6 separate regions of the Homo sapiens genome follow, and regions 2, 3, 4, 5 and 6 are each linked to region 1. The links are chromatin contacts, found by Hi-C or POLR2A ChIA-PET in ENCODE. All regions are on one chromosome and are shown on one strand. The core of a region is the stretch at or near the end of the contact, and the rest is flanking DNA. Distances in the headings are between cores, read along the strand shown. Region 1 holds the start of MRPS26 (mitochondrial ribosomal protein S26). Region 2 has its middle 22 kb from the start of RNF24. Region 3 holds the start of MAVS (mitochondrial antiviral signaling protein). Region 4 holds the start of AP5S1 (adaptor related protein complex 5 subunit sigma 1). Region 5 holds the start of ADISSP (adipose secreted signaling protein). Region 6 holds the start of ZNF343 (zinc finger protein 343).

What was found. Hi-C counts contacts between places; a loop is a spot of excess contacts on that map. ChIA-PET counts read pairs that join two places held with the same protein, here RNA polymerase II (POLR2A). Pooled maps may share reads with other maps.
Region 2: a loop to region 1 is called in a pooled map, with 4 times the contacts of the local background. The contact joins the enhancer-like site here to the promoter of MRPS26 in region 1. A Hi-C loop is called at or near these places in 1 of 50 pooled maps. POLR2A ChIA-PET finds 5 or more read pairs at or near these places in 2 of 52 experiments (CD4-positive, alpha-beta T cell and T-cell).
Region 3: a loop to region 1 is called in a pooled map, with 6 times the contacts of the local background. The contact joins the promoter of MAVS here to the promoter of MRPS26 in region 1. A Hi-C loop is called at or near these places in 1 of 37 single-sample maps with no recorded cell type and 2 of 50 pooled maps. POLR2A ChIA-PET finds 5 or more read pairs at or near these places in 2 of 52 experiments (B cell and PC-9).
Region 4: a loop to region 1 is called in a pooled map, with 12 times the contacts of the local background. The contact joins the promoter of AP5S1 here to the promoter of MRPS26 in region 1. A Hi-C loop is called at or near these places in 1 of 168 maps with a recorded cell type or tissue (CD4-positive, alpha-beta memory T cell) and 9 of 50 pooled maps. POLR2A ChIA-PET finds 5 or more read pairs at or near these places in 1 of 52 experiments (PC-9).
Region 5: a loop to region 1 is called in a map of B cell, with 17 times the contacts of the local background. The contact joins the promoter of ADISSP here to the promoter of MRPS26 in region 1. A Hi-C loop is called at or near these places in 1 of 168 maps with a recorded cell type or tissue (B cell), 1 of 37 single-sample maps with no recorded cell type and 8 of 50 pooled maps. POLR2A ChIA-PET finds 5 or more read pairs at or near these places in 1 of 52 experiments (activated T-cell).
Region 6: a pooled map shows a loop between it and region 1 (24-fold over the local background). The contact joins the promoter of ZNF343 here to the promoter of MRPS26 in region 1. A Hi-C loop is called at or near these places in 1 of 37 single-sample maps with no recorded cell type and 12 of 50 pooled maps. POLR2A ChIA-PET finds 5 or more read pairs at or near these places in 1 of 52 experiments (MCF 10A).

Annotation. Positions count from the first base shown.
Region 1 is chr20:3,044,246-3,048,616 of GRCh38, reverse strand. It overlaps MRPS26 (mitochondrial ribosomal protein S26), which reads right to left and starts at 2,565. Exons shown (of 4, transcript NM_030811.4): 1 at 2,337-2,565; 2 at 2,098-2,244; 3 at 1,880-2,003; 4 at 367-882. The coding sequence starts at 2,548. The coding sequence ends at 748. It overlaps GNRH2 (gonadotropin releasing hormone 2), which reads right to left. Exons shown (of 4, transcript NM_178331.2): 2 at 4,049-4,209; 3 at 3,781-3,917; 4 at 2,870-2,931. The coding sequence starts at 4,202. The coding sequence ends at 2,881. RefSeq lists enhancers at 1,624-1,683, 3,024-3,083 and a silencer at 2,054-2,923.
Region 2 is chr20:4,035,724-4,040,094 of GRCh38, reverse strand. No RefSeq gene overlaps it. Among named protein-coding and RNA genes, the nearest start is that of RNF24, 22 kb to the right of the region's middle. RefSeq lists an enhancer at 2,102-2,151. Within about 2 kb of position 1,879, at least 14 of the 41 ENCODE cell types and tissues checked have a DNase peak (open chromatin) inside an H3K27ac peak, as active enhancers do.
Region 3 is chr20:3,844,778-3,849,148 of GRCh38, reverse strand. MAVS (mitochondrial antiviral signaling protein) reads right to left here and starts at 2,315. Exons shown (of 7, transcript NM_020746.5): 1 at 2,246-2,315. RefSeq lists silencers at 2,039-2,418, 2,849-2,898 and an enhancer at 4,260-4,371.
Region 4 is chr20:3,817,908-3,822,278 of GRCh38, reverse strand. AP5S1 (adaptor related protein complex 5 subunit sigma 1) reads right to left here and starts at 1,732. Exons shown (of 3, transcript NM_018347.3): 1 at 1,521-1,732; 2 at 1-177. The coding sequence starts at 161. RefSeq lists enhancers at 1,349-1,688, 1,229-1,932 and a silencer at 1,929-2,208.
Region 5 is chr20:3,766,054-3,770,424 of GRCh38, reverse strand. It overlaps ADISSP (adipose secreted signaling protein), which reads left to right and starts at 2,672. Exons shown (of 6, transcript NM_001258429.2): 1 at 2,672-2,762. RefSeq lists enhancers at 1,338-1,387, 2,049-2,635, 2,763-3,527 and a silencer at 2,538-2,777.
Region 6 is chr20:2,506,570-2,510,940 of GRCh38, reverse strand. It overlaps ZNF343 (zinc finger protein 343), which reads left to right and starts at 2,026. Exons shown (of 6, transcript NM_024325.6): 1 at 2,026-2,060. RefSeq lists enhancers at 605-1,200, 1,742-2,051, 2,702-2,761.

The sequences.
Region 1 (4,371 bases), core at 1,316-3,815:
CACACACCTGCTAATCCTAGCCTAGAATATTTAATTCTTCATGGCTTCATTACCTGTAAGGCAAAATACAACCTCTTTGTGGAACCCAGAAAAAAATGGGGTCTCCTCTTTGCCTTCTGGGTCTTGGATACACCAGACTCTGGCCAGCAAAGCACAGTATAGAGCAGAGGCAGGCGCCTGGCCAATGGTTAGCTTGTGGCTCAGGTCCTGGGTGACACAGGCTAGAGTCCTAAAGCTCCAGATGAGAGATCACTACACTTTTCCTGTAAAAAGTTAAAGATTTTAGTCTTTGGGATTCATATGGTCTCTGTTGCAACTACTCACCTTTGCCACTGTAGTAAAAAGAAGTCAATGAGTGGGTGTGGCTGTGTTCCAACAAAACTTTATTTACAAAAACAGGAAGCAGGCACGTTTGGCCCTCAGACTGTAATCTTCCCATCACTACTCTTAATGATACTCAGATGACCTGGCTGCCTGAGGGGGCTGTGGCCCTGTCTGATTCTCTGTGAGATGGAAACCACTCTAGGGTCTCCTGGTGCGCTGAGGCTGTACACACCGGCAGAACAGGGCACTGCGTTTGGAAGTTTCTGACCAAGTGGTGACAGCAGAGGGCAAAACGTGAAGGCTGTGCTGGATAAGGCTGAACCTTCCTCATAAGCAACACCAACTGCTTTATTCCAGGTCAGGGCCAACTCTTCCGCCATGATACATACATGGTCCCTGGCGGGCACTGTCCTTACTGGGCCCCTAGGAGTCCCTGCGTTGTGGCCTGACCACCAGCCCCTCTCTGGTGATGGCCCAGTTGTAGTTCTTCCGGGAGTCCAATGCTGCTTCCACCCGTGCCTCCAGGTTCTCTCGGGTGATGAAGTTTTTCACCTCTTCCTATCGGGAGAGAAAAGCCCAGCTGAACAGGAGCCTTGGGCACATGCCAGCCAGCCCACCCAGCCTGCTGGCCTCTCACCCCACTGAGAAAGCAGCTCCTGCTCTCCCTGGGGAAGCATGCCTGGAACCCAGGTCCTATTTGAGAGCCCCTCTGGCCTCCCAGTGGAGTGATATCAGGTTGCTTTTCCACGTTCCTCTTTTCTCAGACACTTCAGCCATAGCCCCGAGTGCCAGCTATGAAAATCTCACGTCCTGGTAGGTGAAATCCGTCCCTCAGTGGTCCCCTCTGAATCACTCTAACTCATCCTTCCCCCCATTACTTTATTTATTTATTTATTTATTTATTTTGAGACGGAGTCTCACTGTCGCCCAGGATGGAGTGCAGTGGCGCCATCTCGGCTCACTGCAACCTCTGCCTCCTGGGTTCAAGCGATTCTCATGCCTCAGCCTCCCGAGTAGCTGCGATTACTGGCGCACACCACGCCCGGCTAATTTTTGTATTTTTAGGAGAGACGGGGCTTGGCCAGGCTGGACTCGAACTCCCGACCTCAAGTGATACGCCCGCTTCGGCCTCCCATAGTACTGGGATTACAGGCGTGAACCACCGCTCCCAGCCACCCTTCTATACTTTAAATCAAGCCTCATCCATTCTCACTGCATTACTCCTAAGTGGTCTCCCTGCTTTTAAGTCGCACACCTGCTAATCCTAGCCTGAAATACTTAACCCTTCATGGCTTCATCACCTGTTATGCAAAATACAACCTCTTTGTGGAACGCAGGGTCCCTCCCACAGACCTGCTAGGTACCTGAACACTGTCCAATTACTCCGCTCACCTCCGGGTCTTTGCGCCTGACTGGCACTCTCCTCTCCAAATCCGGACCTGCCAACTGTAAGTCTCTGCACATAGCCAGCGCCCGCGTCGCGGTGCCCAGAATTCCCAGTGCCCCGCAAGCCGCGTCCCCGGCTGGAGTCCCACCCTCCGGAGACGTTGCCCACCTGCAGCTGCAGCACTTCCCGCTCCTTGCGCTGCGCCCAGGCCTGCACCTCTTCGGCCTTGCGGGCCTGCTCCAACGCCTGCCGCTGCTCCTGCTCCCGCTCCTCCTGCCGCAGCCTCGCTATCCTGTGAGGGTCAAAGGGCCGAGGCTGAGCGGGGCCCGGGCTTCTCCCAGGCCGGCCAGGCCGCGCCGCCCCGCCCCGCCTCCCGCCCCACGCACCGCAGCTCGTGCAGCCGCCGGTTCTCCGCCTGGTTCCAGGCCATCAGCTCGCGGTGCTCGGCGGCGTCCTTCAGGGCCTTGCGCTCCGCCAGAACCCCGGCTCGGGCCTCGTGCACCTTCCTCTGCACCTCGGACACGAACTCCATCCTGGGTGCAGACGCGCCAGGAATCAGCACCCTCTCCGCCCACTCCCACCGTCACCAGCGCGCGCGGGCGGCCACCTCCCCCCGGCCGCACACCTGAGGGCGCGCACGGTCTGGCGGTAGTGCTGGTAACGCTCCATCAGCACGAAGAACTCCGCAGGGTCCACCGCGGGCGGCATGTTCACTCGCTCGATCTTGGATTTGGCCAGCGGGTCGTGGCGGGTCTTGCGGCCGCGCGCTGGCAGCACCAGAGGGGCCCGGGGCCTGCACGGGGTCCCCGCGCCCAGGCGGCTCAGCGCGCGTAGCATGGCCGAGTCTCCTCACTGCGGCCGCGGTGCCGGGACGCCACCGTGCCCCGGAAGCGGCGCGGGGAACCTTGGGACCTGTAGTCCTCGGGCTGTCCCTCACGCCCCGCCCGGCCGTGTGGCCTCTGGAACCGAAGCGGCGACCCTGCGGACGTCCGCATCCCGCCCCCAGGCTCTGGCCCGGCCTTCCCGCCAGGGCCCGGGGCCATCCCTTAGTTACTCCCGCCCGCGGGGCCGGACCCGCGTCCCTCCAGCCCCCACGCAGGGAAGGGTCTCAGCGGGGAAGACAGGGAGGGGACGAAGGACAGAACTCGACGCAACAGCTTCGGAGAACCTCACACTTTATTGGAGGATGGCGGGGCGGGGCGGGGCTCTCGGGCTGCGGTCTGCGGAGGGAGAGGTGGCGGTCATGTCTCAGGACACTGGTCTCGTAACCGCCGAGCTGCCATCTTCCTGGTTCTCTCCCCTCTCGTCCCCCCCAGTCCCCATGTGGCCTCCCACAGCAGGACGCCCCCCGCCTCCCGTAGAAGCCTGAGGATCCAGCTAGTGTGGGGATCTCCAGCTCCCTTGGGCATGCCCTCTTGTCCACCCTAAACAAGCCTGACGCATAGAAACCTCAGCACATACACACAAATCAGGCGGTAAGACATTGCCTCATAGGAACTAACCACTTTCTTCTTTAGTTACCGGGCTCTCCTGATGCACTGTAAATGTTTGATTTGCAAAACAGTAGCAAACCATTTCCCCACGCCTGTCTTCTGCTATGGTCTTGGGGAGCTCTGCAGTCCCTGAGATGTTCCTAGTGCACATGTCAGTCACCACCTGGTCCTCTTGGCCCTGTTGTCTGTTTGAGTGAGGTTGCATCCCTCACCTCTTTCCACTGGCCTGGGGTCTGTCCACCTCAAGACAGTCATTGGCTTGTCAGGATGCCTGTGGGATCCCATGGCCACCACTGTCTTATAGAACAATTATCTCCTTCTAGTCTACTAGTGACTTTGGTCTTTAACCCAAGTGCTTTGTAAATTGTCTAGAATCCTCCTGGGAAATAGGAAGGATAGCAGACAGCACCCTGCTGTGTGCAGTAGGGGCACTGAGAAATGGCTGGGGGTGCTGTGGCAGGGGGCATCTCAGTGGTGTTTCATTCTCCCCACCCTCCCAGCACCCAACCCTAAGCCACAATGGCCTCTGATGACCAGTGGCTGGTCTTGATGCTGGGGACCTCTCACCCTACTCACCAGCAGTGTCCGTGCCAGGTGTCGCTTCCTGTGAAGGGACCACTGGGCCGTGGTCCTGCCCTCCCAGGGCATGCTGTCGTCCAGGGGAGCCAGGGCATCACTTGGGAGGCCATGGGCAGTCTGGACTGGGCTGCCTGCTGCAGTGTCCAGGGCCCTTCCTTAGAAGGGAACTGATGCTGTCCTCCCTACCCCGACCTCAGGCTCCAGGAGGGTGGGGGAGCCCCCGGCCATCACTTTCTTCCTCCCCATGAGGCTGGGAGACACCCACCTGGGGGCCTAAGGGCATTCTGGGGATCCTGGGCTGAGCTGAGGGCTCGCTTTCCTCCAGGGTACCAGCCATGGGACCAGTGCTGAGCCTCTGAGGGTCCAAGGTGGGCAGTCAGCAGCAGCAGGAGCAGGAGGCCTCGCCTGGAGCTGGCCATGGCTGCTCTAATGGACAGGGTACAGCATTCAAGGAGACTTACCTCACCCCCACATCCCCCTACTTCCTCCAGGGCCACTTTGGAAAACTGGCATCTCAGGGGCAGCTTTGGTATCTCCTTATGCCCTTCCCTCTCTGCCACCGCTCCTCATCCCAAGCATACAGGGGTC
Region 2 (4,371 bases), core at 630-3,129, 990 kb before region 1:
TACATATATGTTTACTATATATACACAGATATATACATACATAAATGCATATATACATATATACACATATATATGTAAACGTATTGTTTTGCGTGTCTTTAAACTTTATATAAATGGCAACATTAGGCCCGGCACGGTGGCTCAAGCTTGTAATCCAGCAGCTTAGGGGGCCAAGGCAGGTTGATCACTTGAGGTCGGGAGTTTAAGACCAGCCTGGCCAACATAGTGAAACCCTGTCTCTACTAAAAATACAAAAATTAGCCGGGCATGGTGGTGCACGCCTGTAGTCCCAGCTACTTAGGAGGCTGAGGCAGGAGAATCACTTGAACCTGGGAGGCGGAGATTGCAGTGAGCCGAGATCATGCCACTGCACTCCAGCCTGGGCGACAGAGCAAGACTCAGTCTCAAAAATAAATAAATAAATAATACATAAATAAATGGCAACATTATATATATCATTTGGTAGCATGCTTTTTTCACTCAACATCATGCTTTTAGAGTTATCTCTGATGATACTCATAAATCTTGTTTATTTTACCTGCTGTATTCCATTACGTGAATAGATCCAACTTCCTATAAGATGCACATTTCATTTATTTCCAGCTTTTGTTTTTTCAAATTATGCTGCAATGAACATTCCTTGTCTCCTCATGCACATGCAAAGTTTCTCTTGGGTATGTGACTGGAAGTGGAATTGCTGGGTCACAGGCCATGTGTGTCTTCCTCTCTATACAATATTAGCAAATTGCTTTCTAAAGTTTTATTCCAATCTATAGCAGGGTGTGAGATTATCTGCTACTCCACATCCTTGCTATAGTAGAGGATACTGGTGCCCCACACAGATCCCCTTAACAGGCTGGTCCACCCCTGGCCCAGCTGCTGCATGTGTCAGCTGCTAAGGGCTCCCAGAAATCCCCTTGCTGGAGAATCACGCTTGGTCATGGGAGTCCCCCGTCTTGTAACCCCTGCATGATTCCAGGCCCACAGTGGACCTCTATTTATCTGTTTTGAATGGGATCCAAAGGGTAGAAAGAAGAGAGGGAAGCAAGAGAAAGATGCCGCAGTCCCCCTCTTCTTGCCTGGAGCCTCCCAAGCTCCAAGGCAAAGGAAGACAAGGGGAGAGGAAGAGGAGGAAGGAAGAAATGAAGGAATGGCTCCAAGGAGGCGGACAGTAGGGAATATACATTTCAAAGCCTATCCCCTGGGCAGGTGGGCTGGAGAGTGGAAATGGGCAAGCCTCCCCGGGCAGGTGATATCGAAAACCCCGTGTCATCCCCTGCTGGGGAAAGCTGATTCTGCCTCCATCATCCTCTTGCTGACTTACTCCTTCATCTCCTTGCCTTTCTATGCCTGTGACACCTAATTCCCTGAGTCCATTCATTCACCTTGTTTGTTCACTGTATGCATCTCCAGAGAATGTTGTCCCATGCAAAGTAGCAGTTCATTGTTTATTGAGAGAATTAAATGATGAAATTCACTTGGTACCCACAGGATTTTTAATAGGAGACAAAAGGCTTTATAGAAGTTCCAAATTAATAATTTTTCCCCAAGTGTTACCAAACCCTCCATTTATACTCATTGCCCACAGGCACTTCCAATTATGAAACCATAGCCCATTTTCCATCACAAACCTAGTTTCTCTCTTTTTCCTCTCCCTGCTCACAGAGCCCTGCTCCCTCCTGTCGTTCTCTGCGATCCTAGTGCCCTGGGACAGGCTCCACCCGCCCTCTGGGCTGACTGCAGCTCCAGGCCGCACTCCCTTTCGGCTTCATGTGCACATTCTTGGCAGCCATTAAAACTCCTCTCTGAAACCACAGGCTCCACCCTCACCCTGCCTCTCTGCGGCCCTACCTCAGCCAAGGACTTCCTCAGAAGTAGACCCACCCCCCTGTCTTCTCCAAGCTGCTGTCACTGTCACCATCATCTCACTTCCTCTACCTCCTTCCCCCAGACACACACGCACATGCACACAAACACACACAGTCACGCATACACACACCACATGCTATGTAACCACTGAAATATGTCTTCCTCTGTATTTCTGCATTTTAGTTTATAGCCCCTTGTACCACCTTCCCCTTCTCACAGCACTGGCTTCCTCTGGGCAGATGTTGCCAACTCAGAGCCCCTTTTATTCTGAACCCTGGACCATGGGCATGTGGTGGACAGAATAATGATACCCTTCAAGATGCCCACATCCTAATCTCCAGAAGCTGTGAGTATATTACCTCACATGGCACAAGGGACTTTATGATGTGATGTGTTTAAGAATCTCAAGAGCCTGTAATACCAGCCAAGGCGGGCGGATCACTTGAGGTCAGTTCAAGACCAACCTGGGCAACATGGTGAAACCCAGTCTCCGCCAAAAAATACAAAAATTAGTCGGGCATTGTGGCACATGCCTGTAGTCCCCAGCTACTCGGGAGGATGAGGCAGGGGAATCACTTGAACCCGGGAGGCGGAGGTTGCAGTGAGCCGAGATCATGCCACTGCACTCCAGCCTGGGCGACAGAGCAAGACTCCATCTCAAAAAAAAAAAAAAAAAAAGGAGTGGGAAGGCCAGCACAGACAGAACCACCTTTGTGCTTTGGAGAATGCCCTCAGGCAAAGAGATGTAGTTTCTAGTTACAGAGCACACTGTAGTCATGAGTCCCACGTACTGAGGTGGGTACACGTTCAGTCAGCAGTGCCTCCCTCCAGAAAGGAGGCATCCCCCTACCCTTGGCCTCCATACCTTTCCTGCCCAGAGTGGAAAGATGATGGGCTCTGGGTTCTAATTCTGACACCTGAGTAGGAGTCTGTGGAACCCCATCTCAGTCTGGGTTTGTCTAGTGTTTTATCATGATGAGATTGATGTAAGAGATGATACTGTGCTCAACTCAAGGCATCACATCAGGGAGTACCTAATGTCAGTATCAATTATTACTAGTAATACTAACCTTGATCACTTGATTAGGGTGGTATTTACCGGATTTCTCCACTTTTATATTTTTTCCTTCTTAAAACGTTTTTAAAATTTATTTATTTTAAATTTTGTTTTATTCTTTATAACAATAGAGATGAAGTCTCACTCTATTGACCAGGCTGGTCTCAAACTCCTGATCTCAAGCAATCCTCCCATCTCAGCCTCCCCATGTGCTAGAATTACAGGCATAAGCCACTACACCCAGCCATTTTTTCCTTTATAATTAATAAAAATACTTTTAGCAACTATCAGTGAATCTTACTGCAACCATTATTACTATAGGTTTGCCTAATGGTGCTTTTCTATTTCCCTCATTTTTAAACCTAGTTTTAAATTCTTTTACACTGCAGTTTCCTCATTTGTAAATGGGGATGATCATTATACCTACCTCACAGGGTCACTACGGGATTAATTAACACATATGAAAGTGTATGGCACATCACAGGTGCTTAGTCAACGTGCTTCTTTTCCCAGCATCACTCAGGGGAAGACCTGGTTCATCAGCCGCCTGCCTCAGACTCTTTGCCTGCCCTGCTTCCCTTGTTCATTGGTCCTCTCCAAGCCCTGAGGGGGATGCTTAACGTCCACTGGAAGGGATTCCAGAGTAAAGCGTCCACACCCACACCACAGGGAGCAGAACATCTCCCCGATGAGTAAACGAGAGAGTGGTCCTGTGGCTGATAGTGCCCTCTCACCTGATGGGCAAAGTCAAAGATAATCTGTCAAAGGAGGAAGCTATCCTTGACTTAGCACAACACAGAGACCAAGAGAAGAGATGGAGGAAAGAAAAGACTTCTCAGGAACTGGCCTCCAGCCTCAGCTTCCCAAGTAGCTGGGACTACAGGCATGATTGCCCAGCTAATTTTTTTTTTTTTTGTATTTTTTGTAGAAACAAGTTTGCTGGGCAACCAGCAAGTTGCCCAGGCTGGTCTTGAACTCCTGAGCTCAAAGCAGTCCACCTGCCTCGGCCTTCCAAAATGCTGGGATTACAGGTGTGAGCCACTGCTCCCAGCCAAAGTAAGATATTTTGAGAGAGACAGAGAGAGAGGATATTCACATAACTTTTATTACAGTGCTATATCAATAGGCTAAAAAATAATAATCCTATAATCATATCAATTGATACAGAATAAAGCATTTCACAAAATCCAACACTCATTTATGATTTTTTAAGAAGTCAATTTTTTAAATTGGGAAACCAACATAATAAATCTAAACTTATTGAAAAATGAAATCAGTAACTAATCTTCTCTGTTTCATTCCAACTTTAGTATATATGCTTCCAAAGTAAGAACTCATTTACGATTTTTTTTTTTTTTTTTTTTTTTTTTACAGCTATCACGGGTGATTTTAATTTTCAACTTTAGGCTTCCATTTTCAAATTCCACAATGAACACATAAGGTGG
Region 3 (4,371 bases), core at 1,066-3,565, 800 kb before region 1:
TCATGTAGAGTGCTGTAGGAAAGGACTCTGGGTTTTAGTTGGAGTGAAACAGGGAACCACTGGAAGGTTCCGGCAGGGAAAGAAGAGGATCTGATTTACATTAAAGACTTCTCTGGTGGTTGTGAGGACTTTGGAGGGGCCAGGATGAAAACTGGGAGACCAGTAAGGAGGCCACAGCCCAGGAGACAGGATGACTATGGTCAGGATGGGAACCACAGAGATGGCAGGAGGCAGCCAGATTCCTGGTGTTTTGAGGGTGTAGGAGATAAGGGAGAGAAAAGAAGCATGACTCCTTGGGCACTGGGTGGATGGAAGGTGCCCTTTTACCAGGCCAGAGAAGCCAGGGGAGGAGCAGTGGCTCAGAAGGGACTCCAGAACTCAGTTCGGAACAAGTGAAGTTTGAGATGCTATTGGATTCCAAGTGGGTTGTCAGGGAGGGAAGGAGGCAGGAGAGGACCAAGTGGGCATCAGGCAGGCATGAGACCTCTCTCAGGAGGCAGTGCTGTAGAGCAGACAGCACCTAAAAGCTGTTGGGCCACCAGACCTTCCTCACAGGGGAAGCAGTCCTGTCACTGGCCTCAGAGCCTCACATGCATGAGTTGCTTTGCCAGCCAGCAGGCCCTGCTACATTCCTCGTGGGGCAAGTACTAATGACAGGTCAGGAGAATCAGGAAGGTGAGGCGGGGGTCCTCTGAGCCTTCAAGAAATTAGCAAAGAACAACTCTATGGGAGTTAATAGATCCCTTTCTCGGCCGGGCGCGGTGGCTCACGCCTGGAATCCCAGCACTTTGGGAGGCCGAGGCAGGCAGATCACTTGAGGTCAGGAGTTTGAGACCAGCCTGGCCAACATGGTGAAACCCCGTCTCTACTAAAAATGCAAAAATTAGCCAGGCATGGTGGCACACACCTGTAGTCCCAGCTACTCAGGAGGCTGAGGCAGGAGAATCTCTAGACCCAGGAGGCAGAGGTTGCAGTGAGCCAAGATTGGACCACTGCGCTCCAGCCTGGGCAAGAGAGTGAGACTCCATTTCAAAAAAAAAAAGACCCCTTTCTCCTTCCTTTCTCATGGCATCAGCCAGGTACCAGAAGGCAGTCAGATGAGGCACTCTTCTGCATTCCAGCTTCAGCCACAGATGGAGGGGAAGGGATGATGTGGCCCAAACAAAAGGAAAGGAAGCCCACATTTGTTCACATTTATGGAGGGCCCATTGTAGACAGGCACATCCTAAGGTTCTTTCAGTTAATCCTTCCCCAATCCCGTGACAGGGAAAGTGTTGCCAAGGTGCACAGCTGGCCAGAGGCTAGCACAGGATTTGAACCCAAAACCTGCTGCCTCACTGCAACTGGTCATACACCTTGCAGGGCACAGAGACCCCTGCAGCGAGACCCACACAGCCACCTGCCTTCAAGCCCAAAGAGGACCCAAGGTCACTTGGCGGGAGGGAGGCTGAGGGTGCACTTAGGTGGAAGCAACATTTAGTCCAGACATTAACCCTGCTTTCACATGGCTGCCACAGGTCCCAGGTCGCTGGCTGTCCTCCTAGATATTTTTGAGGCTTCACGGCTTCCATACAGAGAATCCCTTTTTCGTGTTTTTGGTTTGTTTCATGTTTTCTTGGCACTTCCTTCCCAACTGAGAAGGAAGTAGGTGACAGAGTGTTCCCAATACAGCAAAGTTTCCGACCTGACTGTCCAGAGGCTCTGAGTGCATCCCGGAAATAAACACCCACCCTTCCCAAAGGGACAGGCCTCACAGCCTTGGATCGGATTCCTGGGCGCGACCCAGGTCCGCGGAGGGCGGGGAGGCCGTTTTGAGCTGGTGTCGCCGCCGAGAACTGTCCAGACCCAGCGGAGGGCGGCAGCACTCGACCTCTAGGCGCACCCGGTCGAGGCTCGGCCCCACCTTAGCGTCACCCTGGGCCCGCGGGCGGCAGGAGGAGGTCAGCGGCCGCTGCCCGTCCCCTTCTGGCCCTACCTTTCCCCCAGCCTGAGCAGACGCCCAGCGCCACCTACCCCCTTTTCCCCGGATGCTGGATGCGGCGCCTGGAGCCCTCAGTGTTCCCGAAACTCTTGCGACAGGGCCCGCTCTTCCGGATCCCCGCGCGTCCTGTCCCCTCCTGGGCCCCCCGCGCACCCCAGACCCAGGGCGTCCCGGCGGACTCCGTCCTGCCGCTGCAGCCACCTTCCCTAAAGGCGTCCGTGCGTGCTGAGCCGAAAGGACCCAACGCCCGGGAAGCGATCTTACCTCGGGTACCCCCGGCCCTGAGACCTGGCGACCGCCGCCCGGGGCCCAGGACCCTTCCCGCAGCGAGGAGGCGGGGCGGGCAGAGCGCGCGGCCATTGGCCATGTGGAGGGGCGGGGCTACTCGGCCGCGCGTGGTTGGCTGGCGACGCAGGCGGCTGCGCAGCGGGGACGGTCACTGGGCCTTGGTTTGCGGGTCGGGAAGCGCTAGACTGGGCTCGGAGAACCGACCTGATTTTTTGCTGGGGGCGCGCAGTCTCGAGCAACTTCCAGGGGAAGTCCGGTGTCCGGCCAGAAACCAGGCAGGTGGCCGGCCTCGGAGTCATCGGGGGGCTGAGAATTCCATCCCCACGCTTCCCAAGTGAAGCAGCCCCTCCTCCCCCTGGGAACTTTGAGGGGTGAGGGTCTTCGTGTCGTTCTCTCCGGCACCCCCATGGCCTGGCATACAGTTAGTGCCCAATAAACGTTGGGTGCCGCTGAAGTCACAGGGGCAAGGATGCCTATCCTGGAGACGTGCACGCTGGGCCTGTGGGAGTGGGAGCGGGCGGGGGACTGCTGGGTAGGTAGGCGCAAGGCAGGGACGCCAAGGTTGGCTGGCGGGCAGGCTGGGTATGGGTTGGGTGCTGCGTGGGAGAGGCCTCTTACGCCCAAGGGCCTGGGACAGGTACCTCCCGCAGTTCCTGCCATCTGCCTCGCCCTTCCCCTTCTGGGGCAGAGGCCAGCACTTACTGAGCACCTACGATCTTCCAGGCACAGGGTCTTCTATTCTTTTTTTTTTTTTTTTTTTTTGAGACAGAGTCATGCTCTGTCGCCCAGGCTGGAGTACAATGGCGCGATCTCGGCTCACTGCAACCTCCACCTCCTGGGTTCAAGCAATTCTCCTGCCTCAGCCTCCCAAGTAGCTGAGATTACAGGCACATGCCACTGCGCCCGGCTAATTTTTGTATTTTTAGTAGAGACGGAGTTTCACCATGTTGGCCAGGCTGGTCTCAAACTCCTGACCTCAGGTGATCCTCCCACCTCGGCCTCCCAAAGTGCTGGGATTACAGGCGTGAGCCACTACGCCCAGCCTCAAGTGAGGTTTTATTACTGTACTTTATATCCCTGTGAATATTTCACAACCTTCAGCATTTACAAAGTATGCTTAATCACACCTGAACTGTAATAAAACCAGCTCTGCCTAGTTTAGCCAAGAGGGCATAAATGTTGATTAGTTCAAGAATCAATCCTGCCTGCTCCCCACCGGAGCAGCTCTAGCAGCTTCATATCTAATTCTTTCAGGAAGAACATTGAAAGTGTAGGAGCGGGCTTCCAAGTGCAGCTATCACTCCTGTCTTTGCTGGACCTCAAAGAGCATTCAAACAATCCCACTGCCTGACTAGGTGGTTCCCTGCCACCTATCAACAGCTTTTATAAAGATTTAGACAAAGAAGAACACAACAACATGCTTATGGTATTCCTATCAAAAGCTCATGATCTGAAACTAATCATAGGGAAACAGTAAGCAAACCCAAAACGAGAGACATTTGACAGCTGTCCTATCCAATACAATGGCTACTAGCCACATGTAGCTATTTTAATTAAAATTAAATAATACTTAGAAGCCAGTTCCTGAGACCCACGAGCCACATTTCTCTTTTTTTTTTTTTTTTTTTTTTTTGAAACAGAATCTCACTCTTTCACCCAGGCTGGAGTGCAGTGGCCCAATCTCGGCTCACTGCAACCTCCGCCTCCCGGGTTCAAGTGATTCTCCTGCCTCAGCCTCACGAGTAGCTGGGACTACAGGCGCATGTCACCACGCCCGGCCAATTTTTGTATTTTTAGTAGAGACGAGGTTTCACCATATGGGCCAGGCAGGTCTCAAACTCCTGACCTCAAGTGATCCACCCACCTTGGCCTCCCAAAGTGCTGGGATTACAGGCGTGAGCCACTGCACCTGGCCCATGAGCCACATTTCAAATGCTATTTTCATGTAGCTAATGGCTTCATACTCGGTGACACAGAGCATTTCTATTTTTTTTGTTTGTTTTGTTTTGAGACAGAGTTTCACTCTTGTTGTTGAGGTTGGAGTACAATGGCGTGATCTCGGCTCACCACAACCTCTGCCTCCCAGGTTCAAGCGATTCTCC
Region 4 (4,371 bases), core at 483-2,982, 770 kb before region 1:
ATCTGTTCCTTCCGGAGAAGCCTGTCCCTCTCGGCACCATGCGGCCGTGGGTCATCAGGTGACTTCTCAGCACCGAAGACGCAGGAGTACAGCACTCGGCAAAGGCCCGTGTCCTCAGTATTCGGGGCCCTCAAGGTGTGAATGAGGAAGGCGTGGACCATGGCTCCAGGGTGGGTGCTACAGGGAAGCCAGAGACATTGGTAAGGTGAGAGTGAACCCCAGCAGGAGAGGCGACCACAGGAAGGGGCTGACCTGGCAGTGTCTGGGAGTGTATCCAGAGGCCAGTGAGGCTGAACACTTTGAATAACAGCATCTGAACAACATCACATAACAGAATCCAGTGATAAAAAATCTCAGACATACATAAGCAGAATAGGCATAAACTAAAAAAAAAAAAAAAGAAAAAAGAAAAACAAACAAACAAACAAAAAAAATCTCAGACCACCCTAAACCTAGTTCTACAAAACAACAGGTATCTTCAAAAGCGTCAAGGTCATGCGGTCATGGAAAACCTGAGGAGCTGCTCCAGACCGAAGGAGACTGAAGAGACCAGATAGCTGAATGCGACGTGTACTCCTGGATCGGGTCCTGGACCAAGAAAAGGGTAATTTGGGCCAGGTGTGGTGACTCACGCCTGTAATCCCAGCACCTTGGGAGGTCTAGGTGGGCGGATCACTTGAGGTCAGGAGTTCCAGACCAGCCTGCCAACATGGTGAAACCTCATCTCTACTAAAAATAAATTAGCCGGGCATGGTGGCGCATGGTTGTAACCCCAGCTACTTGAGAGGCTGAAGCCACAGAATCGCTTGAACCCGGGAGGGGAGGCTGCAGTGAGCCGAGATCGCACCACTGCACTTCAGCCTGGGCGACAGAGGGAAACTCTTGTCTCAAAAAAAAAGAAAGAAAAACAAAAGGATAATTTCCATAAAGGGCATTATTAGGACACTAATAAAAACTTTAAAAACATTTCAATATGGACTATGGGTCAGAAAAAGTCTTGACCAATGTTACCCGATTTTGAATGCAGGAGCTCGTCCTTGTTTTTAGAAAATAAACACGGATGGGCCTCTAAATATAGAGGAAACAGGATTTCATATCTGCAACTAACTCACTTGGTCCAGGGAAGAAAAAAGGCAGAGAGAAAAACAGAGGAAATAATAAGGTAAATGGGGCAAATGAGGTTACAACTTGTGAATCTCATCCAAGTGCATACAGGAGTTACCTGAAACTGTTTCAAAATAGAAACTAAATAATAGTAATGGTTATCTGGCTGGCTCAGTGGCCGGCCCGGGGGTTGAAAGGCGGCGGGTACACAGTCAGTGGGTATCTGTAGCTAAGGCTAAACAGACCGTCAGTTTAAACTGGTAAAATAGCAGGTTCGCAAAGGCACTTCGAGAACCGGAGCCCAGCACCCAATTGCTGACCTCCGCAACCCTCCAGCCGCCAGCAGAGCGCGTCATCACTCCGCGCCGCCGCGTCCCGCCTCTACTAGAGAAATGGTAGCGGTCAAGACAGCTTACGTCACTGCCTCCGTAACCTTGAGGCGCAAGGCACTTCGGGGGTTGTAGTTTCTTACTCCGGTCAGCCAGGCCTAAATGGGGCACCCCGCCCTGAATGTGTTGCCCCTGCAGCTCCGGTCCGCTGTCGTCGAGGCGTCGCCTCAGCCTTCCGTCCGGGCCCGCGGACTGCCACCAAGCGCTCCCCTCCGTGGCAGGAGAGCAATGGCGGCTGCGCGGCCCGTGGGCGCCTGCGCACGTCGGTCGCGGGCGCGCGCGCCAGCTGACGCCGTCGGGTTGGGCGGAGCGCTCATGTCCAGCGCGGTGCTGCAGCAGCCAGGTGCTGGCGGCATATCCCGATGCTTGGACCCTCGGCGTGGGCTGGCCTTGCAGTCAAAACCCTCCGGCCCCGAGCTGCCGGCAGGGACCATGCTGGTCACTCTCGCTGCGGGCTCGAAGCGTCCCCCGCTCGTTGCCCTAGATCAGCGGAGCCCCAGGCTGCCGACCCCGGCGGCCGCGAGGGGGCGCCGCGGCTCGGAGCGCGGAGTCTGCGGAAAAGGCCGGGGCCTAGTTGTCCCCGGAGGGCGGGGCGCGTCGCCTGCGGCCTTAGGAGGCTCCGGGACGGGCGGCGGGTGGACCTAGGCCGGGCCGCGCAGCTACGGGCTGCGGCTGAGTTCTTATCTAGCCAACATGCGTGAGAATCACTGGGGCACCAGTTCAAATGTACATTCCTGGGCTGTACCCCCGGAAATTATGACTTTGGAGGGAAATATGTGTATTTAGGCACATGGGTATTTTGCGCGGATTTTAAATACAAATATGTGTATTTTGCGCAGATTCTGAATTTGTGGGTTCCTGCAGCGGTTTAATGCTGTCACTCGGTTCGGCGCAGAACGATTCGAACGCTGCTTCTGGACTCTCAGTGTGTGTCCCTGGCAGATCTGTCAATTTCATTGGGCCCCAGTAAAACCTTGTAGAGTGTCGCCCAGGGCGAACGCTTAGTAGGGCTGACCAGCAAGCCCCCTTCTTGACTGGAGGCCATCAAAACAACAGGGAAGAGGTTTATACCTTAAACCTGAAAGGGGCACTCTGGCGCTAACCCCTATAGAGCCTTACGTAAAAGCCCCAACTTGGAGGCTTGGCCCATTGGTGTTTGGGGGCCCCACAAGGCCTGCCTGGGCCTCACTGCCTGACTTGCATGTGTTCCTCCAGCCACCACCACCACTACCACCCCCACCGCGACCATGAAGCTGCACCTCCTTTACCTCTTGGCATGTGAATGGCTTCAGCCTTGTCCCCCAAATGTGCCTCGGAGCCTCCCCCACTGACTGTTCCCCCAGCCTAGAATTCCCTTTCCCGGCTTTTTTTTTTTTTTTTTTTTTTTTTGCAGCCTCGCTGCCCGCTCCCATCAGCAATGCTCCTACCTCAGCCCCCCAAGTAGCTGGGACTATAGGCAGGCAACACATCCAGCTACTTTAAATTTTTTTGTAGAGTTAGCGTCTCACTGTATTGCCCAGGCTGGTCTTGAACTCTGGGCTCAAGTGATCCTCCCGCTTCTCCCCCACAAATTGCTAGGATTACAGGCGTGAGTCTCCACGCCTGGCCTTTCCTGTCCTTTTAATTGACCTTGTAGATATATACTCAGACAAAATGGGAGGAAGCCTTCCTGCTCAGGCTGCCCGTTGGCATTCAGCTGCGGCCTTTGCACCCCTGTGAATCAGGTCTCACCAATAGTGCTGATGGCTTCCATCTCCACTCCCCAGGGCCATGCACAACACAGGACTGGAGCCGGCTTGAACACGCTCTTTGGTGACAAGAAAGGAGAACAGGGTAGGGTGGCCCAGGCAGGGATCCTAGAGCCAGCACCCCCTGAGAAAGTGCACTCTGGGCCCCTTAAGCCATAGGACCCAGGATAGGTTAGGAGGTGACTGAAGGGAAGCTGCAGGTGGCCAGGGCCTGGCCAAAGCATGTGACAACACGTAAATGTGTGTGCAGGTGTTGCGGCAAGCCCAGAGACTGTGGGGCCTCAGCTACGAGGCTGGGGAGTGATGTTGGCACAGCTCCTGGTCCCCAGTCCCTATTGCTCTCAGCCAGGGCTGGTGTCTGCCAGCTGATTACAGCAGAGAGCTAGCAAGGAGAGGGCTCTGGTTGCTGGGGGCCACCTGGCATCTGGAACACAGTTTCCCAGCCTCTGTCCACTCCTCAGGCAGTGAGTCAACACCAAGTTTCTGACCACTAGAGGGCTGGCCTCATGTGAGGTGTGTGGAGGAGACAGCTGTGGGAGGCTGGCTTGAGCTACTACTCCCAGAGGACAGTGGGAGACCCAGATGGAGGTGACAGCATGGAGGGCTTCCTCAGCCTACTGGGAGTGGGGGTTTTGCTTGATGGTTTTGCTGGAGGCTGCTTGTGGGTGTGCCCTGGGAGATCCCTTTTCCTTGGCCACTGGGCTCTCCTGGGTCCAACCCATGCTTCTGAGAGTCTGTTCTGGGTACATTGGGAATGTCTATGCCTGCTAGCTCAGACATCATCTAAAACAGCAAGCCCAGCAGTGGCTACTCATGCTGACCTCACTGCTCCATGACCCAGCAGCGCCACTCTTGATGTGTACCTGAGTGAAATAAGGGCTGTTGTTCACCAAAAGACACAAATAGAATATTCATAGTATCTTTGCTCTTTTTTTTTTTTTTTTTTTTTTTTTGAGATGGAGTCTTGCTCTTGTCACCCAGGCTGGAGTGCAGTGGCACGATCTCGGCTCACTGCAACCTTTGCCTCCTGGATTCAAGCGATTCTCCTGCCTTAGCCTCCCGAGTAGCTGGGGTTACAGGCACCTGCCACCACGTCTGTCTAATTTTTGTATTTTCATTAGAGACGGGGT
Region 5 (4,371 bases), core at 1,423-3,922, 720 kb before region 1:
AGTGGATGTTTTATACGTGCTCCATCTGTTCTCCTAACCTGGAGTTGTTCCTGATTCTTCTTGTCCTGCCTCTGTCTCCAGGGGGCCTGGTAGGGGCCTGTGGTTTCCCTTGCAGAGCCATCTATCTTTGGTAAGGCCCTCCGCACAGGAAGCCCCAGAGCCTGGGCACTACTCGTGTGGTAACACAGACACATTGGGCAGTGATGGGGCAGCCAGGTAACTCCTGCCCTGACTTCCTCCTGACACAAAGAGTCTAATTTTCTCCTGGAGGCTTTCCAGAACCATCTTTGGCCTTCCCTGAGAGCATGTAGTATCCCTAGGCATGGGCAGCTCTGTATTTCAGCTCCTCCCAGTGGGCCAGACTGCCCGATGCCTGGGAGTGTGAGGAACATTTGGCAAGGACAGGAGACCACAGTTCTTTGTGTGTGGTGTCCCTCCTACACTAAACTGTGAGTGCCTTCCACTCCACAGAGCCTAGCACAATAACTTACTCATCAGATACATTCAGTAAATGTTTGCTGAAAGGAGTTGACAATTCGGAAATAACCCCGGGCTGTGCAGTTAGCAGCCAGTTTGTGTTTGAGAGAGCCCACACCAGAGATGGTTTTGAGAAGTTGGCTAGAAAGACTTTTGAAAAAGGCAGGCTTGGGCCAGGCGCGGTGGCTCATGCCTGTAATCCCAGCACTTTGGGAGGCTGAGGCAGGCAGATCACTTGAGGCTAGGAGTTTGAGACCCACCTGACCAACATGGTGAAACCCTGTCTCCACTAAAAATACAAAAATTAGCCCTGGGTGTGGTGGCGCGCACCTAGAATCCCAGCTACTTGGGAGGCTGAGGCAGGAGAATGGCTTGAACCCGGCGGGGGAGGGGGTGGAGGCTGTAGTCAGCCGAGATGGCACCACTGAACTCAAGCCTGGGCGACAGAGTGAGACTCTGTCTCAAAAATAAATAAATAAATAAATAGGCAAAACTTATCTTGGTTGAAGAGGGCTTGAATTTTGGCTATGAGAAGAGAGCGGGGAGGGCCTTCCAGGTTGGAAGGTGGGATAATGAGGGGGAGGGGATCACAAATGTCTGCACAGACCCAGAAGGTAACTAACCGTGAGAAACAGGGATTAGCGGGGACTATGGTAAATTTATGTGCTCTTAAAGGGGCTTGTAATGCCAGGCTGGAAAGTGAGCCCATGTTGTCAGATCTTCTGATATTTCAAAAGCCACGAAACCAGATTCCTGATTCCAGAAAGAGGCGGAGGAGGCAGGAGGGGGAAGGACTTCTTTTAAAAAGCCCCATGTGAGCTAAACAAAATACACCTACGGGCCACTTTGGGCCCACCGTCTGCCAACTTTAGACTTTCAAGACAAGGTCTAAAGGTAGTGTGGTGGGAGTGGGTAGAGTGGGCAGGAGTGGATGGGCTGAGATCAGAATGTGAAAAGCTCTCAATGTAAGCGCTGTCTCTCAAACGCGAGGGCACATGAGTCACCCAAAGTGCTGCTGAAGTTTGTGAAGCGCTACTGGAGGCAGTCCCAGAGGGCTTTGGAGCAGGAGAGGGACGCGATGAAAACAAGAGCTCAGAAAGATTAATTTGCCAACAGTGTGCAGACTGGAGATCAGCAGACAGGTTATGGGCCACAGGGTGGCAGACTTGAGGGCTCCTTTAAGGCAGCGACCCCGGCCCTGCTGAAGGGAGGCTGGCCTTCGGCCGCCCAGGCCGTCTCTCTAGTTCCGTTGGAAGCAAGGCGCTGCGTGCTCCGGACGGCTTACTGAGGGCACTTTGGGGAATCCGTCCCCACGGGCGAAGTATAGGTGGGGTGTTCGCGAACCGGCGGGCGGAGAGCACCGGCAAGAACCCCCGCAGACCGGAGGGCCACGCCTCTCGCTCCTCGGCTCATTGCAGGCGCCCACATCCCACCCCGCGGTGCTGAGCGAGGCGCATCTCGCTGCCATGGCGACCGCCTCCATGGAGACCGGGAGCAGAGGCTGCGGTCCCCGGGGGCGCGTCACAGGCTCTCCCAGCCCCCAGCCCGCGTGCCTTCTTTGTTCTGATGCTTCTCCAGGCCGGGCCAGGCACCCGGGACGCGTCTCGGGCCCGCACGGGGGTTGCTTCTTTCGAGACAGGGGATGGGGTGGAAGGGGAAGAGGTCCAAACCCTGGGGTCGAAACAGGAGTGATGGAGGGTTCCTCAGCTCCTGAACGAGACCAACACGGCCCGTATCGATGGCCGAAGCCGGCGTGGAAGCCCAGGGAGAAAGGCCACCTTCGGGAGCTCCACCCAGCCCCGAGACGCGCCCGACAGCCCTCCCGAGAGCGAAGGGCCCAAGGGAGGTGCGTCCTAAGCAAGGTTCAAGGCTAGAGGCGCTATCCCCCAGGCGGAAGAAGGAGCGGGGGCGGGGCCTATCCGAGGCCCTCCTTCTCCCTCTTCGAGTGGTCGGTTCTGGCCCCTGGCCTAGTTGGGCCGCCTGCCCGTCTTCCTCGCGAGAGCTCGCCCGGCAGGCGCGGACTAGCAGGGCGCTGCCTCGGCGACCCTGGCACGTGACGTAGGCGGCCCTCGCCAGTTGGCCGTTCTTTGGAGCCCGCTCATTGGTCCGGAGCGTCCCTCGCCCCACCCTCCCAGATCAACCAATGGGCGGAGGCGGGGGCGTGCCGACGGGAGGGCGGCCGCGGCGCGGGGCTCCCTTCCTCGTGCTCGGCGTTGAGCTCCTGCAGCCGCCGCCGCTGCAGTGGTCGTCCCTGCCCTCCCCGGCCCCGGGGTGCACCCCGCAAGGTGAGGCCACCCCTCTGCTCCCTGCCTCCCGGTTCCTTCCCGTTCGCCGAGGTCCCCTCCCGGTCCCGGCCCTGTCCTGAGCAGTCAGTGCCTGGGACCCCAGCGGCCGTGATGGCAGGGCTGGGGTGGGGGGCTCCGCTGTCGGGGCCGGGCCTGGAGGACTCCCCAGCACCTGAACTAGAGTGATGTCAGGTTCCCGGGGCGCAGTGACCGTTAGCTGGTGCAGCTGGGGTGTTTTCCGCGAAGCGATTGTCCGGGGGCATGAGTGCGGTAGTGAGGGCGGGGGCGTAATGGGGTCAGCGCCCCCTCCTCCCCACGACCCTGTTCATTGCCGCTGCCTCGCTGCATGACCTTGGACCAGTAGCATCTCTGAGCCTCCGAGCCTCAGCACCCTCAGGAAGGAGGGCAGTGATGTCTGGGAGTGCGGGCTCCGGAGACTCCTGCGTCAGCCGAGGTGAGTGAAGGTGGGGAGTGCACAGGATTATCTCCGAGGGACAGAGCCGCCGCCTCGCAGCTCAGGATGGATTGGATGGGGGGGATGTCCGATTACATTTCCCCCCTCCCCCTGAGATGACAAGAATGGGGTGTGGCGGGGGTGCCACACCCACAGGGATGGCTGCCGGAGAGGATAAAGGGTCCTACACCTGGACCCTTGGGGCCTCGGGGGCTTGGGCTGCACCTCCCTCCCGGTGGTATGAAGGAGGAGGGACTGGATTTAGGTTCTGGACCCGTGTTTCCATTAGTAAGCAGGGACTGAGAAAGGGAAGTCTCCGCTTGCCTTTCTTCTTGAATCTTGGCACTGGAAAGTGGAGGTAGGGCATTTTTCTGCTCCGGGGAGTTGAAGAAAGTCGGGGCAGCACCCCATCCCTCTCCCATTCTGGTCTTTTGTGGAGGGAAAATGTAGCTGGATATCCCCCCACATTCTATCCATCCTGAGCTACGAGGCAGCAGCCCTGTCCCTGGGAGATAATCCTGTGTGCTCCCACCCTCACCTTGGCTGACCCCCTGGATCCAGCCTGGCCTCTGCTTCTTGGGACCTCTGGATCACAGGCCCAGGGCAGGGCCTAGGTGGGGCATGCTATCTGGAGGCTAAGCACCCACTAGCTGAGGGCAAAGTGGGGAGAATGCTGGGCAGAGGAGGGCAGCACTTGTTGGGGAGGCAGGAAGGTGTGGGTGGTGAGGGTCCCTTCTCCATATTCCCCCACCCCCACCCCCAGCACCTCACTGTTAGAAGGAGAGAGAACAGCCATACTTATCTTTGCACCTTTGGCCCACTGGAGGGAGAAGGAAATTAAATCACATTAAAGCTGAGTTGATGTGAAGCTGCCACAACTACTGACCTCCAGCCTTGCCTTTCCAGGCTTTGTTCTGAGTATGTGTGGCCTCTGCTGTGTCCAGTCCTGAGAGTCAGCGGGTCAGTGTGGCCCCATCTCAAGGCCTCAATGGCTGTTCTTTTCACAGGCGTGAGCTTTAATGGGAGGCTACACAGTGCTTCTGCTGGACTGAGTGCTTGAGCCAGGACTGAGCCCCAGGCTGGGGTAGGAGAGGAAGAGGTAGGGAGGGTGGAAGGTTGCGGAGTTCCTGGCTCAGAGAGAAAGACCTCGAACCA
Region 6 (4,371 bases), core at 777-3,276, 540 kb after region 1:
TCATATTGCCTAACCAATCACCTCCTTCCTGTTCCAACTTACCTCTCCCTAATTTCTGTTTTCCCACACATAGTTACATTTCTTCCCTGCTATACAAACCCCTGATTTTGGTCAGTCAGGGAGATGGATGTGAGACTGATCTCCCATCTTCTTGGCTGCAGCACTCAATTAAGGCCTTCTTCCCTTGCAATACTCGTCTCAGTGATTGGTTTTCTGACTGGCAACCAGCAGGACCTAGACCCAACCCCTGGTGTTTCAGTAACAGATTCTGCCCAGTACTAACACGGCAGCCTCCAAGACAAGAGAAGGGAATTGGTCCTTTCTGTGAAAGGCAGGACAGAATATCAAGAAATGTTTGTCTGTCTCCTGGCTCACAACGGCCTTGGGGCCATGTTCTCTATCTCCTGAGTACTGGAGAACAGAGAAGCCTCAGAAGGCTGATATTGGGAAGGTGAAAAGAAATAAGAAGATGGAAGGAGGTGTTGGAGAAAATAAAAACAAAATCTCCTGCTAACCCAGAAAATCCCCTTCACAAACGTAGAAAAGAAGGAGAACAGTTTTATTACCAAATAATATTGAACTGGACTGGGAAGCACATTGTAGACAATCTGCTAATCAGATGCCAGACAGAAAGAGATCTTACTTTTTATCTAGTTGGGCAGATACAATCTATTACAAACATGTCCTCAAAATTAATGGTAATTTGCCCCCTTGTAAGAGGATTTGACATTGTTTGCTATACAATTTTTCATAATTCATTCTAAATTCACCTGGTAATTGGAGTAGCCATCTACACTAGTTAATTGCCTTTATCAAAAAGAAAAAATAAAACTTTTATCTGTGACAAGCGGGCAGTTACGAGTTTGGAGCTAGGCACCTAAGCTAAACTCCCAAGGTGACAGGGAGATAAGGGCACTATCTTCTTCACTGTTTACATTTCAAAGAGATGGCTCATCAGGCCTTTGGGGGAAACATTCCTCTTTTGTAAAGTTGGCAGGTGCTTATTCAGCCTTTCAAAAGTATCAGGTACATATCAAAGGAGCACTTATACATAGATTTCTCATGGAAATACTCCAAGGGCGTGAGGTCAGGTTTATTTCCCCTTCAGTAACAAGTAAAATTTAATTCAATTTGTATTTGCCATTAAGATTTAAACGCGCCTCCTATGAGCTGAAGGTCTGATCTGCAAACCCCTAATTGCCGTGTTGCAGAAGGTACCAGCGTAGCCCAGTTTTAAAAATATTATTAGTTTTAAAATATATACATTTAACTCCTGGGCTCAAGCCATCCTCCAGCCTCAGCCTCAGCCTCCCTCGGGGTTACAGGAATCCCAGGCGCGCGCCACCACGCCCGGCTCTAGTAGCCCAGATCTGAACCGGGATCTTAGATAAGAGGCCAGAGAGCCAGACTCCAGCCTGAGTGAAGCTTCCACCCTCCAGAAACTGGATGAGAGTCTGTCCCTAACTTTGAGGACTTCGACAAGAAAGGTGACTACAGGCCACCCACAGGAGTGCACTGGTGTTGAGGGTAAGGGTTCAACTGAGACGCTGGGAGGCGGCTTTGCCCTGCCTGTGTGTCACAGGCAACACGAAGTCGAATCTACATAGTGCTCACGCAAGGTAGTTCGCGTGCTATGGAGCCTCAGCCCAGGGAATTCAGGTGGTCCGGTGCAGTAAACTCTGTACCCAACACACGCCTGACAGACAGCGCATTGCTCCCGCTAGATTCGCCAATCGGAAATGACTTCTCTCGTTGACCCCAGCTTCCGGAAGCGCCTGCGGAAGCTGCCGCAGAGGCTTGTGGGGAGTGTAGTCTTTTTTTTGCAGAATGGGCCAAGGGGACAGAGACTTCACTCGGGAGCCAGAACCTGTTTTCAACATGGGTATTTTAAGAAGAGACGGAGAGGCTGTCACTGCAGTGGTCACTGTCCTGGAAAAGTAACCGTTGCACGGCCCAGAAGTGGCTCTGTGGCGGCCAATGGGAGCCGAAGCCTGCGAGGATGTTGGGAATTGTAGTTCTGGCGTCGGTCGGTGGCCGAGATCCCGGGCACGCTGGCTCTGGTGAGCGCGGCCTCCGCGGCTCCTTGGCCCCAGGATGCCCTCTCTCGTGGGGAAAGGAGGGTCGGGAAAGGCCGAGCGTAGGTTAGGACGCGGGGTAGAGTGTGGCCAATGGGGAGTGCGGGTTGGAGATATTTGGTTTTTGGAGGAGAGGGCGCAGCTCGCGGTGCTCATTGGGGCGAGGCGATGGGGTGAGCCCCTGCTTGCCCGGACCTCCGCGGACCTTTTTTCCCCCCGGGGGGACGAGAGTGACCTAGAACTCTAATGCCTGTCTTGAACCAGGCGGGATTATTCTGGGTCAACCAGTTTTCGAATACGGAGGGCGGCCCCAGTCGTGCGTCCTGGGGTTTATTTGGGCTGTGGGGTTGAGTTCTGCCAGGGCCAAATGGACCAACATCCCCGCGGCTGGGGTGGGGACGTGGCTAGGTCCGCACATCCCTGGGTGGTTTTTGGCTGGGGAGCGTCTTGAGTCCTGCATCACCGAGTTTTTCTGTTTTTTGGGTGGGGCTGGATATGTCCCGAGTGGTGACCGGGGTGGTTAGGGGGAGGCCGTCTCAGGCCTTGATGCTTGATGGACCTTGGTTTATTAGGGGTTGGGGGGTTGGAAGTGGAGGTGAGCTTGACGTGGTCAAAATATCCTGAGAGGGCCTGGGCGAGTGTCTTGGGTCAGGAGTCCCTGGGGTTTTTAGGGAGGTGAGGGAGGTTTCGTCCTCTGATAGTGGTGGGCTGTATCACTCTGACAGGCATCTAGGCAGCTCTTTTGAATGGGGGCAGGTCTTTTCTCTGGGACCTGTTGTCTCAAGGTGTGTCATGTGGGAGGTGCCCCCTGTGCTTTGTGGCAAAGTTCCTGGGTTTGGTCGTCATCTGGGTGGCCCGTCTGGCTGACTCCTTTCCTGGACTGCTTTTCCCTCACATGTTAGGGCCAAACATCTGGTTTGGGGCTGTGAAGGGTTAGGTCTGGTGGGGAACTCTGACGGCTTCTAGTTAACAATCCAAATCACTTCCGGCATATGGTGAGTTCTGGATATCAGGCGTTTAATTTTATTTTTAATTTTTTCGTAGGGACAAATTTTAAACCTACCTAGTAGAGCTATTCAGTGAACTGCCACGGACCTGTCACCAGATTCCACATTTGTTAACTCATGGCCAATTTTGTTTCATCTACATCCCCTCAACCCTATGTGTGGATACACTTTGAGAATTGTCAGACCCCACAGGGATTGGCCATTGCTGACATCATTACTGGCCCAGCTGGCTAAGCGTGTGGCGCTCCACAGCTAGACTTCAAATCTAGGCACTTTCTAGCATTGTCAATTTGAGGAAGGTGTAGAACTCATGGAGCTTTGGGGAGGTAAAACTTGCATGGTGTCTGGAATTGCCTCTGGTATACAGTAAGAGTTTAGTAAGTGTTAACTATTACTAATAGTATTATAATTTGAGGCCCATAGGCATTAAAGGGATAAATATGTAATAGCAGCTTGTCAGGGCAGACTGTATTCTGATGTCCCCACATGGTTCTGTCCCCTAGAAGCTGTTTACATTATTCTCTTCTCTGACAGATCTGAGGCTTATTTTGTTAAAGGAAAAGGAGGCCTGCTCTTTTTTTTTTTTTTTTTTTTGAGACACAGTTTCACTCTTGTTGCCCAGGCTGGAGTGCAGTGGCGCGATCTCGGCTCACCGCAACCTCCACCTCCCGGGTTCAAGCGATTCTTCTGTCTCAGCATCCCGAGTAGCTGGGATTACAGGTGTGCGCCACCATGCCCAGCTAATTTTGTATTTTTAGTAGACACGGGGTTTCTCCATGTTGGTCAGGCTGGTCTCGAACTCCTGACCTCAGGTGATCTGCCTGCCCCGGGCCTCCCAAAGTGCTGGGATTACAGGCATGAGCCACCGCTCCCGGCTGGCCCACTCATTTTATTTTTTTATCTTTTTTTTTTTATTATACTTTAAGTTCTAGGGTACATGTGCGCAACGTGCAGGTTAGTTACGTATGTATACATGTTCCATGTTGGTGTGCTGCACCCAGTAACTCATCATTTAACATTAGGTATATCTCCAAATGCTATCCCTCCCCGCTCCCCTCACCCCACAACAGGCCCCGGGGTGTGATGTTCCCCTTCCTGTGTCCATGTGTTCTCATTGTTCAATTCCCACCTATGAGTGAGAACATGTGGTGTTTGGTTTTTTGTCCTTGTGATAGTTTGCTGAGAATGATATTTTCCAGCTTCATCCATGTCCCTACAAAGGACATGAACTCATCATTTTTTATGGCTGCATAGTATTCCGTGGTGTACATGTGCCACATTTTCTTAAT